2 separate regions of the Mus musculus genome follow, and region 2 is linked to region 1. A link is a loop called in an ENCODE intact Hi-C map of the cell type or tissue named here. Cell type or tissue: heart. All regions are shown on one strand. Each heading gives the region's core, and the rest is flanking DNA. Links, peaks and the distances in the headings are about the cores only. Region 1 overlaps Asb11 (ankyrin repeat and SOCS box-containing 11). Region 2 overlaps Pir (pirin).

Region 1 (16,500 bases), core at 6,280-8,779:
ATTGTGCCTGGTCATGTTTCCCACAGTTCATGTTTCCCAGCCTTTGTCCCATTAAAAAAAAAAAATCGAACAAACTAATTTTCATTTCAACAAGTGTAGGTAGAGTACTCTGAATGCTAGCTCATCCCGTGACATCCCAAGGCCCAGTGAGTGGGGCTGGCTGCCTCTTCCAGGGAACTGGAAGTCATCTGCCCTGTTCCCCTTGCTTCTTTTCATCCTCAAAGCATCAGAGAAACTGACACCTGGAAGGAGGAGGTGGGAAGCCTGGGAAGAACATGCTGTCCTTGGGCAGCTAGCTGCTTGGTGGACCAGAGAGAGCTGGGAGTAGGGAGAGACCGTGGACTGTGGAAGCATGGGAGATGGTGCGAGTTTAGGAGGCGGAGTAGAGTCATTTTAAAGACCTGACTGCAGAGAAGTACACGAGGGCTTAGGGAACACAAACAGGGCCAGCACCCAAGTGTGAGAGGCTACTGCCAGTATGGCTCCTACCACAACAAGTTTCTGTCAGTTACCACCCCTCCTCAGGTGGCTTTTGACTCCTAACACTGAAGGTGAGTGTGTCTTCCTTCTTTCCTTGACAGAAACAGAACCTGCACAGCCCACACTTCTTTGTTTAGGGCTGCTTTCACTCAACACTGGGCTCGTGCGGTTTATCCAAATACTGCCTAGGGGTTGTTGGGTCTAGTGGGACTGGTAAATAATGGGAAGTTACTAGAAAGTCTGGACTTGGCTAAAGGATGCACTTAAAGCTTCTTACAGGGAAAGTGATCAGAGCCTAAATGGAGGCAAGTTTTAGGAATCACAAATGTATTTCATGTTGATAGCCTAAGCTAATTCTTTTAAGAGTATGTGGCTGCTTAAATCTTGTTTTTATGTTTGAACAGGTTACCTCTACAGGTCAAGTCTCCTTACACAAAATGCTTGGAACCAGAAGTTTTAGATTTCAGATTTTTTTTTCTCTCCCAGAATTCAGAAAATTTGATAGCTTGGGGAAGGGGACCTTAGCTTTTAAATACTAAATTCATTTGTGAAATTTCATGTAACATATTAAATCATTTGGGGGGAATGAAGCTGAGCTTTGCAGGGTGGCATTTTTTATGCATGGTGGTGGTGTATCAGCACTCCGAAAGCTTTAGATTTTGGAGTGCTCTAGATTTTGATCTTTCGAATAGAAATATTTCACCTGTAGTTCCTCAGGCTTCGGGGGTTGACTAACTCCTTGTTAGAAGAACAGAATGCCAAAGTTACACTGAAGATTTTGCTGCTTCCGTGGCTCCAGCTGCTGAGCTGCTAGCGTGCGTAAGGACTGGTTTCAAATCTTCCAGTGTCTGTGTTCACATCCAGCGTGTCCGAAGCACATCTGCCAAGGCCTTAGGTGGAGATGTATGAGAGGGAGACTAGAGATCATATGCAAAGAGATGGTAAAGAGGTTTAGAAATATTCTGCTCCCCAGCTGCGTTCGGTCCTCTAAGTTAAGAATTTCATGAAATTGATTTGCAGCTAGTATTTCTACGCAGACATGGCATGAAATGCTACAGAATTCAGTAAAGGAAAACAAGGACACAGTATAAAGAATCATAAATGAGTCAAGTCTCCGAATTTACTTTTCATTGTTAATGGTGGCTTGCCAAGGAAGGTCCACAAGATGTAAACTATATATACAACAACAAAAAAAATTTCAATAAAATTTCCTGGTTACTTTGACTTAAAAGTTCATTCTCCCTCTTATGTCCATCATTAACATTGTCATTCTGTTTCACTGGCATGGAGGGAGTACGTTTGGCTCCATTTTGCTCCGTGGCATAATTTTTTGCTCTTGGGGAAACTTGTTTGAAGGTGTTAATTTGCGTGTCCCTTCAGAACCACTGGAAAGGCAAATCCACCCTATGTACTTCTCCTCAACTTGACTAGTCCCCCCCCACCGTCTGTCAGCCTTGCAAAGGTCCTGTCCTCCAAAAGCAGTTCACCTCAATTTCAGGTGTTCCCTGGAAACCCTAAGAGGGGGAGAAGGGAGGGGTATAGTAGGAAGCACTTCTCTTTTAAGTAAACTGTCACATTTGCCAGCTTGGAGCCAACTCAGAAATCAGTGGAGGTATATAAAAAGCACAGCATATGTTTGTCTATATTAAATACTTTTGTGCTTTTTTTTTCTTTATTATAAAAGTATTTCACATTCCCAGCAGGAGTATGAGATGGCAAACAATTTTTATCTATTTATTTTTCTCTTGGTTCAAAGTTGTTTTCTGGAGCTAGTTTTAACCGAAGAGCTACAAGATCAGTACAAGGAATTCCCATTCCTCTGCCAAAGCCCTCCATTTATGTTTAGCTAACTGTTCCATTAATATCTTCTCAAGCAAAGGGGGCCCACACAAGGTCAAAGAGCTTTCAGATATCATGTCTTGCCTCCCACACTTCCCTTGAGTCTCCATCTCCCTTGCCACTGGCTCCAGGCCAATTCATTTATAGAATGCCCCTCAATGTGAGTTGCTTCAATGTGTGTTCCTAAGAGACTATGCTTTGGGGACACGAATAGTGCACAGAGGATGACCGCGTGCTCTTATATTGCCTTTCCTCTGATGACATATGTTGCGGCTCATCGCATTCAACCTTATGGCATGCTATGCCAATGTGTTTTAGCAATGCTTGTTTTTCTGTGTGAGTCAAGATTGTTTCTACATTTTTTTTCTAGTGCAATATCATGTACCTTCCCTTTATAATTAGTACAGCCATAATTTAAGCCTGATCCTGTGATTTCTTCCACATTTTTCTCAGCTAGTGTCTTTTAGGAAGAAGCATATTGTCCATATTGATGTATTATTTATATCAGCAAGGATTTACAAGTTCCTGTCTTGATGACATGTATCTTCTTACTGTCGTTGCTTACTTTGATGTGCAAATTGTCCAATATTTGACTGGAAAAAGTTCTTTTGAGTCATCTTCTACCCTTCCTTTCTTCCTTTCTAGAAGATGTTACAGGCCATAATATTATACATTATATTTTCTTTTCTCCTCTCCTCTGGTCTGGGGTTTGAAAAATGCACAGAATTTGTAAACAGGAGCAGGTCTACTTCCAAAACAAAAGATTATCCTTTGACATTTTTCATATATGGTTACTTCTTAAATGACCATTGAAGCTAGTTAGACTTAGTGACAGAAACAATTACAGAAAACAAACAAACAAACAAACAAACATTCCTAAACTAGTTTGGAGGCTGTCCCTTAGAGAACTGCTCTGCAATGTCTACTTATTGGTCAGAAATGGCCTTGAGCACCCAACTGTGTGGATGTACTTGGGTTGGTCTTCTGAGAGCCCTGCCAAATAGTAGATTACTATATCTCTGGTTTTCAGATAAGAAAATTGAGATTGAAATGCTTCCGCAACACACTGCTCTTAGCAGAGAGTAGTCCAAGTGGGACTTGAGTCCTGGCAGTCTGGCTCCATGGGCCCCATGTGCACAGCTTCCTAGGGTTGCTTTTGGGGATCACGCCATCTGAAAAGGGATATTTTACATTAAAATACATAGATAGCATTATCAAAAGAACCAGAGAAAATTACCTCGGCAATTCAGGAAAACCTTCTCTTTCTCTCTCTCTCTGGGCTTTGCACACGCTGGCTAAATGTTCTTCTACTGAGCCATATTCCAGTCCTCTTTTCTATATCTCTTCAGATTTACTGTGTAATACACAGACATTGGATTTTGGGGTATGAATGGAGACGACGTGAGTTACTGGAAATAATAAACTGGTCCCTTAGTCCTGCACTTGACAGGGACCAGCCTTCGGCTTTTTTTTATTTGAAAAAAAAAAGAAAAAAAAGTATTTCTTGTTAAAACTGCCTGTGGAAAGGCACCAGGAGCCACTGTGCTCTGTTCCCTGTATTTGATAAGGCCTAATGTTTGCTGCCCACAGTGGGTGGGCAGCACGAACACCTTCAGGAAAAAGTCTTCAGATGTTGATCGGTAGCTTATTTGTCTTTCAGACTGCTGGGCTGATCGATCCCCACTCCATGAGGCTGCAGCCCAGGGACGCTTACTGGCTCTTAAAACTTTAATTGCGCAAGTAAGTAAACTAAAGACTCTGCCTTCCGTGCCGTTGCTTTAATCTAGAATCACTCCGTATTAACTTTGGCCATAGCTGTGCTCAGGGCCAGCACAGCCATTTCCGCATCTCCATCCTCGCCCCTCTCCCCCATGTGTTCCTCTCGCTTCTGCTTTCTCTAGGAACTACTTCGTTTTCTTTCTAGTTCTCCTCCTTTTCATTCTGGGTCCTTCTTTTCCCAGCAGGAAGTTTCCCTCCCAAAGACAAAAAAGGGGATCCCTAAATTTATGTTAACTCATCTCATGCTCTCCCAGTTTGCATTAGTGACATCCGTCTTGAGATTGCATTTGTAGGCGACTGGTGTCCTATGAATCACCTCGAAACTTGGTAACTTCAGTCAACAACAAATAATTGGATTCTCGAAGTTTCTAAGGGCTCAGGGTGCAGCTTCCCGGCAGTGGAGTGGCAGCTAGGTCATACCATGACTCATGGTGCAGGGAGGGGAGATCGGTTTTCACACGAGATCACTTGGGTTTCACCACAGGGCGGTGTTATGAGATAGCAGCTGAATTTCTCCAGAGAAGGTACCTAAGAAGGAAGTCACATTAGAAAAAAACAACAACTTTATTTTAATTTTATGTGTATGGGTGTTTTGCCTGCATATATGGCCTTGGACCATGTGCATGCAGTGCCCTCGGCAGCCAGAAGAGGGCGATGGATCCTCTGGGACTGGAGCTACTGAAAGCTGTGAGCTACCTACCATGTGGGTGCTGGGAACTGAACCCTGGGTCCTCTGAAAGAGAACACAGTGCTCTTCTCTGTTGAGCTATCTCTCCAGCACCCTCATGGTTTGATTTTGGTTTTTTTCTTTTTAACTCTTTGAGCCTGCTTTGATCTGACATCATTTCTCTTCCTACCATACTGCATTCATTTGATGTAAAGTCTGTAAGTGCTGCTCACAGTAAAGGACAAAGCATTATCCAAGTGAGGCAGGATTAGGAACTGGGCATCACTGGGTACCATATAAGAGGCTGCCCCACTGCAACAATGCACAGTTCAAGACTAGGCTCTCAATAAATCTTAGGCCTTGGGGAAGATTTAGTGAAGTCTTAGCCACTAACAATTCTGTGTTTATATTGGTGATTGTATCTCCTGCATGTTGAATGAATATCTGAGTAAAGAGTTATGAAATAAATAAGAGTATACCCCGCATGTGCTTTCTTTGTTTTGGACTCTGCATGTGAGCGGCGGAAATGAGTCACTGCTTTCTTTCCCATGTTCTCTCTATCACCTTGCCATTTAGGCATTTCTTCCTCCTTTGGATTTAAGCAGTGGGGATAGTGATAGTTTGAGCATGTGGTTCCCTTTTAAAATGATTTGTTATTTCTGTTTGGTTTTGCCTTTGGCTTTTAAATACCCTTTTTGCTCCAAATATTTATTGATTTCTGTGTGTATGTATGGGGTGAAAGAGCATGCCATGGTGAACATTTAGCAGATAGTTCTGGGGGAGTGGTTCTCTTTATCACATGGGTACCAGGGATCAACTTAGGTTATCGGGTTTGGCGATAAATGCCCTTACCTGCCAAGCCATCCCCCCAGCCCCTTATTTTTGAGACAGGGTCTCACATATCCCAGGCTAGTCTCCAGCTTGCTAGATGCAACACAACATGACTTTGAACTTCTAATCTTCCTGCTTGCACTTTGAAGGTTCTGGAATTAAAAGCATGTACCACACCCGACTTACGTTGGGCTGAGGCTCAAACCCGGTTTTCATGCAAGCTAGGCAATTATGTTACCAATTCACATCCATCTCCAGCTTCAGAGATGTGTCGTTTCTTAAAAAGTCAAAATCAGCATCAAGGCTCTCCATTTGAGCTCCAGAACTTCAGAAATATTTTAAAAGTGCAAGTAGAGAGAAAAGGAAAACAGAACCATTACCAATGATAAAGGAAAAAAATAAAAGGGAAATAAATAGAAAATACATTAAATGGTGACAAGATGAGATAGGAAGACACTTCTCCTTAATTGTGTTTCTGACTGAACCCAGGACCTCACATGTGCTGGGCAATTCTTTCCCACTGACTTATCTCTTCAGCACAGGACAGTTTTCTTAGATGCTGATTACGGAACCTCAGGTCTTCCATGAGCTAGTCAAATGTCCTACCACAGAGAGCTCCTGTTTGTTTTTTTTTTTTTGTTTTGTTTTGTTTTTTTGAGACAGGGTTTCTCTGTGTAGCCGTGGCTGTCCTAGAACTCAGTCTGTAGACCAGGCTGGACCTTGAACTCACAGAGATCTGTTGTCCTCTGTCTCATCAGTGCTGGGTTTGAAGGCATGCACCACCACTGACTGGTTTGCCTAGTTATTTTTAAACACTTTAAATTTCATCCAATTCTGTTACTTTTTTGTTTGTTTCTTTGCTCTTTGAGACTGAACAGGGCTCCAAATTAGTAGTAGAGGTTGTCCTTAAACTCATTCTTGCTGCCTCACCAACCCCCCACCACCACAAGTCCACCGCCCAAGTACTGGAGTTACAGTAATACAAACGCAAGCCCAGCTATGCCTTTTATGACATCACCTCTACACTAAGAACATGTTATTTTAGTAGTGTGATTAAGTGTGTAGGGGCATATGTAGAAAACCTTAACTTTTTTTTTTGCTACAATTCCTTTTCTTTGCCCATTACAGCTACTCAAAAATAGTCTAGTATTATTTAAGATTTATTTTTATTATTTGTATGTGAATGTGTGTGTGTATCTTAGTGTCCTTGGAATCCAGGGTGTGTTGTAAGCTGAAGTTGTGGACCACCTGATGTGTGTGCTGTGCTGGGAACTGAACTCTTCCCCTAGAAGAGCAGCGAAGAGCAGCAAGTGTTTTAACCACCAAGCCATCTCTCCTGTCACCTACAATCTATTCTTTTTTTTTTTTTTTTTTTTTGGTTTTTTTGAGGCAGGGTTTCTCTGTATAGCCCTGGCTGTCCTGGAACTCACTCTGTAGACCAGGCTGGCCTCGAACTCAGAAATCCGCCTGCCTCTGCCTCCCGAGTGCTGGGATTAAAGTTGTGCGCCACCTCGTCCGGCCAATCTATTCTTTAAAAGAAAATTTTATTTATTCATTATGTATTTATTTAACGTGTATGGCATGTGTTTTTACATTGAGCTATCTTGCTGACCCATATATTCTACACTTCAAAAACTTGTTTTGCATGTAGGTCATGTGCTAATATTTAGCCACCTTGAATAAACTCAAGCAATGCTTTAGTTTAGGACCTTCTTAGTCTCTGACAGCTGGGTATCCACAAGTCTTACATATGATTTGCATTTTCTGCATGTCCATTTTCTCATGCACAATTTGGAGAGTCCTATCTTTATCAGTGGTTCGCAACATGCGGGGTCACGACCCCTTTGCGGCAACTACCCTTTCCCAGTGTCACACATCAGCTTTCCTGCATATCAGACATTTACAATACAATTCATAACAGCAGCAAAACTACAGTTCTGAAGTACCAGCCGAGATAATTTTATGTGTGGGGTGTTACCCCAACACGAAGAACTGTGTTAGAGGGTAGCAGCATTAGGAAGGCTGAGAACCCCAGTGTCACTTTTCCACCTAAAGACTGAGTTTTGAACTGTAGCTATGTTTCCAGTACAATGCTGCCACCTTGTGGACTAGGCTATTTCAAAAAAAATTCTTTCTATTCCTTTCTTTTCAGGTCCCTCCCCCCCCCCCCCATTCCTTTCCTTGCCGATCCTTTCCTGTTTTCTTTTCTGTTATCACTGAATAGCAAGTTGAAATCACATATGGAGAAGATACTCCCTAACTGGGAGATACCTAAGGTTTTTGAAGCGCTGTTCTTAAACTTTCTTTTCTTATTAACACCTTCCACCACAGAAATTTCTATACCACTCTGTGTGTGTGTGTGTGTGTGTGTGTATGTATGTGTGATACTATACATATAATAAGTACACAGATCAAACATTTACCCTTTAAAAAAATCCAAAGTTTTTACCCTGAAACATTTGCCTTTATTCCTTTATTTAGTATGTTTTAGACAGGATCTTTCTTTGTAGGCCTGGATGTTCTGGGACTCACTCTTTATACCAAGCTGGCCTTGAACTCACAGATATCAAGCCTGCCTCTGCTTCCCCGTGATGGGATTAAAGGCGTGTGTGTCACTATCTGGTAATTTTTTCCCTAAAAGAGACTTTAGAATATGCTTCAACATGCTTCCTGTAGCAGAATATTATCCCTCTCTTGCTCAATGACAACAACAACAACAACAACAACAACAACAACAACAACAACAACAAAATATTTCTTCCTCCAGAGTAGACTTTTAGAAGACAAAGGCTCAGGCCATACACTTCAAAGACCCATGGCCTAGCACATTCCTCATGGCATAGACAGTTGTGAGCAGCCTGATTTGGCTGTTTGGAACCAAATGTGGGTTCTCAACAAGAACAGTGCTCACTTGTAAGTGCTGTGCCATCTCTCCAGTCCCTACTACTGTGTTTAGAATTCCATAGTAATGGTTTCTACTCTAGTCATTATGGTGCTGGTATCACTGCCCCCAGCCAGATGTCTAAAACAGAAACCTGTTGAGCAGCATTGCTTGATTTGCCATGATAGGACAGATGCAGCATTTAACTTTCTTTTCTCCAAACTGCAGGGCATCAACGTCAATCTTGTAACAATAAACCGGGTCTCCTCTCTCCATGAGGCATGCCTTGGGGGTCATGTGGCCTGTGCTAAGGCCTTGCTAGAAAACGGTGCACATGTGAGTACTGCCCTATCTGGCTCAGTTAGGTTTGTCTGTCCCATTCACTAAGGAGACATTACCTTCCGGAGTGTTTACTCAATGAGCAATGGGAAGGTCTGGCACCATTTATATCTATATTTCATCATTTGGGTTACTCTTCTCTTTTCAGTCTATATAACCAATATGTGAATATTCAGGTATGTTCATTAAAAAGCATTTTGTTGTAAAACACAAATAGAAAATTTCAACAGAACAATGAAAAAAAATTCAATTCCCTAAGTCAACCATCATTTTGTTTCAACCAACATTTTGTACATTGTCAAAGTAAATGGGTTTGTAATAAAAAAAACACATTATGAACTGTTCTAGCTTCTTGCCTGTTGCTGTGATAAAACCCCTTCATAAAAGAAACCTAGAAGAGAAAGTGTTTACTTTGCTCACAGCTCCATTATGGCTGGCAGGGAAGTCATAGTGTCAGGAGTCCGAAGCAGCTGGTCACAGTATGTCGGAAGGCAGAAGAAGAGAGCGATGAATACATTGCACATTACTGCTCAGATTACTTTCTCCACTCTTAGGCAGTCTAGGCGCTTCTATCAAGGGAATGGTTCCACCCACAGTGGGCAAGGCTTCTCACCTCAAATAAGGTAACCAAGATAATCCTGGACTGTAGAGATGGTTGAGTGATTAAGAGCATTTGATGCTCTTCCAGAGGACCAGAGTTTGATTTCTAGTACTCACATTGAGCAGCTCATTGCTGCCTGTAACTTCCAGCTCCATGGGGTTACACCATCTACTGGCCACTGTGGATACCTGAACCCATATGTGGTCCTGAGCACATCCACATAATTAAAAATGAACTCTTCCACAGGCATGTCTGGAGGTATCCTAGACGATGCTAACTTGACAAACTGCCAAATTGACAAACATACAAACCATAACAAACTTTATTTCTAGTGTATATCCTAACTTTTTGGGCAATATTTGAGTTGCTTATAACTATCACAGCTTCTGAAAATCTCAGTGACATTGTATTTAGTTCCCAGATTGTTACCAATTCTATTCTATGTCCTAGTCCTTGTATCCTCTATTTTATGAACCATAAGATCTTTAAGTATTAGTAATAATTTTTTACATCTAAATGCACGTTGAGTTTCTATGTGTAGACCTGAATATGAAAGTCTTCTGAACATATTCCAGTGCCTTAATGGTCATTGCTACTCGTCTGCTAGGTGGTGTATCTCCAGGGTACTGCTTTAGTAGCTCATGGGTAATAAATGATGCAGGGGAGGCTATAAGACAACCATTTGCTTTCAAAGTCTGTGCTTGGAGTCACAAGCTGATTGTTGGTGGGAAATGGTAGATGTTTCTCCTTTTTAGAATGAAGTATTTGTCGGGGGAGAAAGAGAACAATAAAGCAGTGGTCTCTCGTTGTTGATGGTTTTCATAAATAGTTGATAAGTGCTCCATCCTACCCTTTAACAGTTCTATTGGAGCAATGGAGGAACAGAAGAAAATGGGCCAGTCAGTAGATAGCTGACCCATCAATATCCCAGACCCAGTACATTTGAAATGTGTGTGCCATATCCTTCCTTCTACACCGGCTTATTAGTATTTTAGGTTCCAGTTTCAGGGACTGGATAAAATTTCTTTCTGGTCTCCTAAGCCTGAGATTCTTCCTTTGTTTGCTGATACCCTATCTAATTCATCATAAAATCTGACTAACTTTCACTTCCTATTGCTCAGATTTATGTTTTCCTTTATTTTTCTGCCAAAGCGATCTGAAGAATTTATTTCATCAAAAGTAGCTCTCTCTGTGTGTTTCTCTTCCTTGATAAGTTTAAATTTACTTAAGAAGAGGTAATTAGTTGTCTTACCTTTGCTTTCAAACCATTGGCAGCTGGAGGCTAGGGATCAGTTAAAAGTATTGGCTGCTCTACCAGAGGACCTGGGGTTTGATTTCTAGCACCCACATGGTGGTTTACAACCATCTGTAACTCAAGTTGCAGAGGCTCTGACTCCTTTTTCTACTCTTCACAGACAGTAAGCACACACATAGGGCAACCACCTCCAATCCCAGCATTGGCAGCTAGTAAGGCGCACAGTCAATGTTTGCTGACATGAACTGAGAGAGAATGCTAGCAAATCAAATGGAAAGGCACTATTTTAAGTACTTCACATAGAATGACTCACTTTCTCTATCAACGATGTCATGGGCTTTTAAAATTCCATCGAGGAATGGAATGCCCTCAGACCTTTGCCAGCATGAGGGGGTCTCTCCAGGCGCACACATAAGAATATGCACTTGGTGAGAAGGAGTGAGTAAATCCTGTGAGTTTTGCTTTGCCCAACATTAGGTCAATGCCCAGACTGTTCATGGGGCCACTCCCCTCTTCAATGCTTGCTGCAGTGGCAGTGCTGCGTGTGTCAATGTGCTGTTGGAGTTTGGAGCCAAGGCCCAGCTTGAGATCTACCTGGCTTCACCGATCCACGAAGCAGTGAAGCGAGGTAAGTAAGCCACTCCGGGACATGCAGAATATCGATGGGCTGATTGCAGTTTGCATGAAACGGTGGTCATCTAGGGTCTAGGGTTAGTCTAGATGTTTTCACCTACAGGCATCTGGGCTTGTATACTTACCATTGAAACTTCTTGAACTAGGCTCAGTTTCTGTTCTGCCAAAATATTTAAAGAGATAAGAATTATCCAGAAGTAAAATTGGTTCTGAATATGTTTTCTCTAAAGAAAAGGCTGGTTGATTAGTAATAACAGCTTGTGCAAGCATGCGTGAGTCATGTGTACATGTGTATGTTTTGCCAGTATGTGTGTGTGTGTGTGCATGCACGTACCATGTACATGCAGCGGTCTAAGCACCAGATCTCCCTGGTACTGGCTGTTGTGAGCTATCATATGGGTGCTGGGAATTGAACCTGGGACCTCTACAAGATCAGCAGGTGCTCTTAACCTGAGCCATCCTTCCAACCTCACTGATAACACTTTTGAGGAGACATTTAAAACTATTGTCAAACTTTTACCAGTACCTCAGAAGAATTCCTTCATGCAAAATTCACTGATATACTTAAAATTGCCCATGTTGATCTTGTCATTGGGCAAAGTCTCCACAGAGAATGCCTGCTTATGGAGTTCTGCATCGCTAGTGAATTTGTTTATTTGGGAGTATATTCTATACTTGAAGCTTTGGATTCATTCTCATCTGTTTCCTCCAGTCTAGCCAAGTAAACCTGCAGGTTCTCCTTTACAGGTGTGGGTGAAGAAGAGATTAGTAAGGGACAGGGTGTAGGACTGAGCTTTGGTTTGAGCACTAGTAATAACAGGGGTGTTATTTATTAGTCATTTATCTCTCTGCTTCTGAAGTTTCCCTGGAGCAAGCATTTTCATGGTCTTCTTTTGCAGATTTCTTCTGATGATTTCCAAAACAAAGTGTTTTTCTTCTAATACAGAAGAGATGGGTCAGCTATCTACTGACTGGCCCATTTTCTTCAGAGAATACTCTGTTGCTTCTTTTTGAAAAAAATTGTGATTTATCTTGTGCACATGGGTATTTTGCCTGGGTGTGTCTGTGTGCCACCTGTATGCAATGCCCTTAGAGGCTAGAAGAGGGCATCAATTCCTTGAGATTGGAATTAGCACCTTGTGGTGCTTGGAATTGAACCCAGGCCCTCTGGAAGAGTAGGAGCAAGAGTTTTTACCATTGAGCCATCTCTCCATGCCCCCCTCCCGATCTCTGTAATTTAAAAAATTTCAAAGCCCATTCTAGAAAGCAATCCTGTGATTCTGTGCCTATTCAGCATGTTCCTGAGTGAAGGAGGCTATCTTCTATTCCACAGGTCACAGAGAGTGCATGGAGATTCTGCTGACAAAGGATGTTAACATTGAGCAAGAGGTTCCTCAGCTGGGAACGCCTCTGTATGTGGCCTGTACATACCAGAGAGTTGATTGTGTGAAGAAGCTTCTAGAACTAGGTAATTGTTAGAATATTCTTAATGAGATGAGCCTGCTAGGCTTGTTTTGTTTTGTTTTTCATTTATCCTAGACAGGGTTTCTCTATGTAGTCATGGCTGTCCTGAAACTCTCTCTGTAGACCAGGCTGTCCTTGAACTCACAGAGATCCACCTGCCTCTGCTTCCCAAGTACTGGACTTAAAGAAGTGAGCCACCACTGCTTGGATATTTTTTTTTAAAGTAAATAGCTCTAAAGATAGCGTTCTTATCAGGCTAGAAAACAATCCTGATTGCATTGGATGCTTGAAAGCTAGAAGCAGAACTCATCTAGAGAAGCAAGTATTTCTATTTATCTCTCAGTTCTGCTTCCACAGATGCTGGCCTTATATAGCTAGTATGCTTCTCCTTGTAGGTGGCAATATGGCTGCCACAAATACTTGTGCTTGGAACAACAAGGAATACTGGCTCTCTTTGAGACACATGCGTGGGCATCTCTGAAGCGATCATGGTGGCAAAGGGAATACAGGCTACTGGTGGAGTGAAGGCTACACCTCAGTTTTCTCTGCAGTCATTAGGTATCTCTCAGGGTTCGTGAACTGAGAATCACAAGAAGATGCGTCTCCAAAGGGAAAGCTATGTATGGGGTGTGGTGGCCATTTGCAGCAGACCACCTTACCTGTCTCCTGCTAAGACAGCCATTTTCCACTCCAGAGTGTCATATACAGAAACCACCATTCCAGGGAAAAGGAAAATACTTCAAAACTCTCACTTGCTTTGTGATTTAAGACACTTTGCTACTGGTGTAAACATGTAAGCTATAGGAAGAAACTTTAGTTGAGAAATTTAACCTCCAAGATTTTTATTTACTCCTATCACTTACAATTTTTATGTTGATTTTGGAAATCTCTTTTTGAGCCTCCAATGAGATAAATACTAAATAAATATCTCCCCATCTTTTGCCAAAAATTCCCCCAAATAACCATGTAACAGGAACTTGAAATATTTTGTTTTGCATGTTAGAATTGTGTGTGTGTACATGCATGCATGTGTGTGTGTGTGTGTGTGTGTGTGTGTGTGTGTGTGTGTGTGTGTGTATGTGTGCACCTAACTTCACTTTTTACACTGAACTGTCTTGGAGTAGTCTTCACACGCATTGCTGACATTCTGGGCTTAAGTCACATGGTCTCAAAGATTGTTTAACTACGCCAGGGCATTTAAGATGTCTTTATATCCAATGGCTCACTGTGTCTTACATTCACACTCAGTGTTGACTATGACCATGTGCTTTATTTAAGGAGCCAGTGTTGACCATGGTCAGTGGCTGGATACCCCACTGCACGCTGCAGTGAGGCAGTCCAGTGTGGAGGTCATCAATCTGCTCACTGTGTATGGGGCTAACCTGAACCTCAGAAATGCACAGGGCAAAAGTGCTCTTGACCTTGCAGTGCCCAAAAGTAGTGTGCGGCAGGCTCTCCTGCTCCATGAAGGTAAGAAGGGCTGGGTGTTTGCTTCCCCTCCCTAAGCACACAGCCATCTCACCCCTAGACTATTCCTCTTTTTTCCTTTCTCCTTTCAATCCAGCATGGTTTCATAAGAAGAGTCAAGTCCTGGATTCACTGCAGTATCTCCTCGGATTTTTTGTTCTTTATTTTACACATTGTATTTGTCATTGCAATTTATTTTTCAAGACAAGAAAATAGTCAGACAAGTTTGTTTGCACCCAGAAAAGTTTCAACAGCCGTGTTTATCATAGAAAAAGCACACAATTGAATAAATCAAAGCTCATCTTTGTAACACTATGGGTCAGGCCGTGGACAAAATAGACATATTGCATAAGGATTATCAATAATGGCCAAGCACACAGCTTGTGCTCCCATAAGATCAATCGCCACATAGTACCATGTCCATCTTGGTTTGTGGAAATGTTTTCTATGGTATTTACACAATGTTGATGATACACCTAAGGATGTGTTTTTCAGAACCTACCTGGTTTGGGTAAGTGGCACCAGATTGTATTTGAGTTCAGACTATAGGGAGGACAGGCGACAAGTCTCAGAAAGCTGACCAAATAATGACGTGGTTTGCTTCTTCTCCAGATCAGGGAGTAGTGGGGGGTGGTCAGCATACCACATCCCCTTACTTTAATTTTCACCACAGGCAAGAATAGAAACTATACATGCTGAGGGTGAAGAGTGATCCGTACTGTTTCATATCTACACTCAAAAAGAGAACCCTTTGCACATCCATACACTGAGAGAACATTTTCTGAGCCTTCACAGAGGAACGAATGTGCCAGGGAGAGTAGTAAGGATGATTGTAATGATTCGGTGTTACAAGTGCCTCCATGGACACTACTTTGAAACAAAGAGTAACCTCATTGAACTCTTAAAAGTGCTTAGAACTTTACAGAAACACACAACTCCAGCTAAGAATGTGAAAAGTGAGGCATAGAGGAATTTGCATCTAGAGGGTCACACACCAATTAGAGTGAAGCACTTGGATGCTAAGCAAGCCCTTTGACCCCACAACAAGCACTCTCCAAGCTCCAAGACTTGAATCCAAATCTCCTGAAACAATGTGCACAGCAAAGGGTTTTCTTGTGTTTTGTGAAACCCTCCCAAAGTCCTAAGTCTTGCCCACTGAAATGCCTGATTTATTGTTTTGCAAACAGTTTCTATCAGTGCTTCCAAAAACCTGCCAGCAAATCACCTGGAGACCTTAATAGAATACAGATTTTGATCAAGGTGGACTAAGTGGGAGCCTAGATTCTGTCTCTTTAGCTTGCTCTCACACTTTAATTAGCACTGATCTATATTAGTCCTGATGCTCTTGGATTTAAATTGCTAATGGCAATTTACCAGATGCCAGTTTGGAAAGTTCTTTTTTCAATTGTTAGCTGAGAACATAGCTGGTAACAGTTTGGACATTTTTCTTGACACGCCCTCCCCCAAATTGGGAGTGCCTTCAGGCCTGGCGTTACTTGCATTCCTTATTGGCAAACTCCTCTGTCTTCAAGCTTCATAAACATAAGCGTTGCTTTGGAGTGTCTCTGAGAAAACTGGTCAGTTTGTCTGCATTGCTAGGTTCTAGCTTAGCTGCTTCATTTCTGGTTGTACGTCTTGTTCCAGATTTAAGGACCACTGGGTGGGGATCCCTGCCATTCTCAATTCCCAGCATTTTAACTAAAGATGAAAGTTTGCTTCTCTGAATATATCCCCACCACATGTTCCCTGTCCACATCAATCCTGAATGTCATCTGGCTATTTGCATGTGTAATCTGCTTTTTTTTTTCCATTTTTTTATACTGCTGTTACAGTAGTTTACTTACAATGAGGGTTTGTATAAGCCAGTAGGTAATTGCTTTCACTTGAGGAAGTCTTTGCTGATAGACAAATGAGGAAATAATGGGATAATGTAACTGTCCCTTTAATAAATAGATTCCATGAGACTAAATTCAGGGAACAATGGGTCAAAGTGATTAGAGTCCTTTCTATACATAGCTATTAAGGTGGAACCCTTGCAAGAACAGGGGGCTCTTTCAGGTATGAGGAGGAAGCCAGGGTTACCATATCAGCAGTCAGTACTGGGAGGCTCCAGGGGTACTTTGAGGACTATTTTGTCCCTGTTCCAGCTCCTAGCAGTAACTGTGTGATTACAGAGGCAGCGCTTCCTGCTCACACCTTCTCTGTAGTTGCCCCTCTGTCCTGAAGCTCTGTCATAGAGCTCTGCACCCTAGTGCTTTTCACTT
Region 2 (2,500 bases), core at 1-2,500, 160 kb before region 1:
CAGATTTTCATGGGGAAAATGACTTACATCTGTACCCCGATTTCAGTCCGGCTCCTAAATGACGTTAGAATTACCACTTCAGAGGGAACAATGTTGGGGTATAAGCAGTTAAAAAATAGAAAAAAATATATGGCCAAGATGTCTTAAAATAATTAATCTGTTTGTTGAATATTAACAGTTGAAAATATTAAAATCATGTTCTACAGAAAGGAAAAGAAAAGAAAAGAAAAGAAAAGAAAAGAAGAGAAAAGAAAACCTTTTTCTTAAGTGGAGAGCTAACTAGTCAGGTCCCATCTGAGCAAAGTCAATGAACTGGCTATGGACCTACTTCTCTGAAATGCAGCACTGCCCTTAGGAAGGCCAGTCCATCTTTAGCCATATTAGAGCGGTGGGATAATTATCTGTTTAATGAGATGCTGTAGTTTTTTTCCTCCCAGTGTTTCAGCTCCTAATGGAGTCTCTTACAGAGCATAGCTAGCTACTTTGCTTTGTAAGCCTGCCCTCTTTTCTGAATTACTCAGGAAAGTGTACCTTCCCTTTGCTTCATTGTATTTCTTTCCTAAGCATGCATTTCCTAACCCTTTAGACTGCCGTATTCTTCCTCTAAAGCCACCCCCCTCTTCACCATGTGGCTGCCTACTGGCTAACCTCTATGCTGGCTTAACTCAAGGAGCATGGCTTTTTATTTGATTTTACTTTTCCTCCTCTTCCCTTTTCTTCTCCTTGGGGCAGCTGCCATGATTTATAGCTTGCTTGCCCTGGGGTATCTTTCTTGTAGATTATAATAAGTTGTCCTCAAGCTACAAAAATCAAACCAAACAAACAAAAACTTGATGATTTAGTAGAGCCTTAAGAATAAAATTGATTCTATAAATAGTGGGGGTAAAGGTAGAAAGTATATAGTAGAAACAGCAAGTACTCCAACCAGATTTAGAAACTGTATATGTAAGGGTGGAATGAGGCCTTAGGCATGTGATGGAATCTAATCTAAAGCTTGAGTCTTTACTAGGGAAGGCATGGAAGCCAAGCCAGATTGGTCTCTAGTTGTGAACTCATGGGAACGGCTACATCCAGAAACCCCCAGGTTGACACAATTGTGCCTAAAGTAGAATCATCTTAAGCCCAGAAGCTTAGCTTTTGGTAGAGTATTCTCTATTTCAGTGGTTCTCCGTTGAAGGTAACTTTGTCGCCTGGGTCCTTCCAAAATGTCTAGTAACTTTTGGTCAAGTCTCTGAGCACTACTGCCATCTGGTGGGTAGCAGTCAGAGCTGCTGTTAAACTTACTGCAGGAATTGATGCTGTCTGGGCCCAGAGACCCAAATTTTCCTACCTGAAAGTGCAAAGTAATGTTCTTGTTTCTCCAACCTTCCAGTATTGTGAGGGAATGGATCAAGTTAGTAGTATCTAAAGAGTTAAGCTTATTTATGTTGCTTCCTGAAACCATAAAGGAGATCATTTTGGTCCATCTGATCCAATGATGCCCAGAACAGCTTTAGAAATAAAACCTGGTCTATGACACCAAACATAGGGCACATAGGAAACAGATAAATTTCTCAATGAATTTTTCTGTCCACCTCATACATACTGTATTATAGTAATAAATAATTTACGAGTTACAGACTATTTTCCTAGAATGTTAAGGTAGAAAATATGGAGATGGGGAGATGTAATAATGAGAACTTATTAAAACACAATTTCTGGCTGGAGAGACAGCTCAACAGCCAAGAACACATGTTTCACTCCAAGAGGGTGAACCTCAAACCTGCTGAGGATAGTATGTATAAAAAGGAAATTCAGACACTTCATTTTTAGGTACCTCCCATGATAGCTTTCAACTATAGTCAGAACCAGGTGGGATAACTCCCCTCTTGTTCACAACAGAGCTGGCCCCTTCCTCACCAGATAACACCTTGTCTCATGACACTAGGTCCTTAAGCACAGGCACCGCTCTTGTGCCAAAAAGACATACTTATTTACCAATGTACCTATTAGCGAAGCCTGCATCTAGTTTAGTTAGGCCTGACTGTAGTCCAGTGGTTCTCATCCTTTGTAATGCTGCAACCCTTTATATAGTTCCTCATGTTGTGGCAACCCACAGCCATAAAATTATTTAGGTTACTACTTCATAACTGTAATTTTGCTATTGTTATAAATCCTAATGTAAATATCTGATATACAGGATATCTGATCTGTGACTCTTATGTCACTCTTGCGAAAGGGTAATTTGACCCCAAAAGGGGCAAGATCTCCAGGTTGAGAACTAGAAGCATGACACACATCCTTTGAATTGGCAGGGGGCTCTCTTAAGCTACAAGTTGTAGCTACTGACTTTTCCACTGTATGGGCATAGAATACTATTGTGTGCTTGAAATGTGAGTAGTCATAGACGTTGGTAAGTCATATACTTGACAATAGAAGTGAGGTCCGTCACCACATCTTTTTATTGGAGGTAGGTCATAGCAGTTAAGAAGGTAGCTGGGAGTTACACGGCGAGTCAGAA

Evidence for each region. Hi-C counts contacts between places; a loop is a spot of excess contacts. Peaks named below come from ENCODE experiments on the same cell type or tissue, not always from the same donor. Only the 100,000 strongest peaks of a DNase experiment are listed, where the experiment ranks them.
Region 2: a loop joins it to region 1, with 3 times the contacts of the local background. A loop is called at or near these places in 2 of 42 quality-filtered maps.

The regions. Positions count from the first base shown.
Region 1 is chrX:164,441,750-164,458,249 of GRCm38, forward strand. Asb11 (ankyrin repeat and SOCS box-containing 11) reads left to right here. Exons shown (of 7, transcript NM_001313737.1): 2 at 3,980-4,059; 3 at 8,706-8,813; 4 at 11,150-11,300; 5 at 12,639-12,773; 6 at 14,048-14,239. Among named protein-coding and RNA genes, the nearest start is that of Asb11, 13 kb to the left of the region's middle. In heart, for the core only: a CTCF peak has its summit at 7,683 (motif pointing left); no DNase peak of the experiment used is centred there.
Region 2 is chrX:164,286,032-164,288,531 of GRCm38, forward strand. The region is part of intron 3 of Pir (pirin); the gene reads left to right. Among named protein-coding and RNA genes, the nearest start is that of Gm22023, 4.2 kb to the left of the region's middle. In heart, for the core only: a CTCF peak has its summit at 1,250 (motif pointing left); no DNase peak of the experiment used is centred there.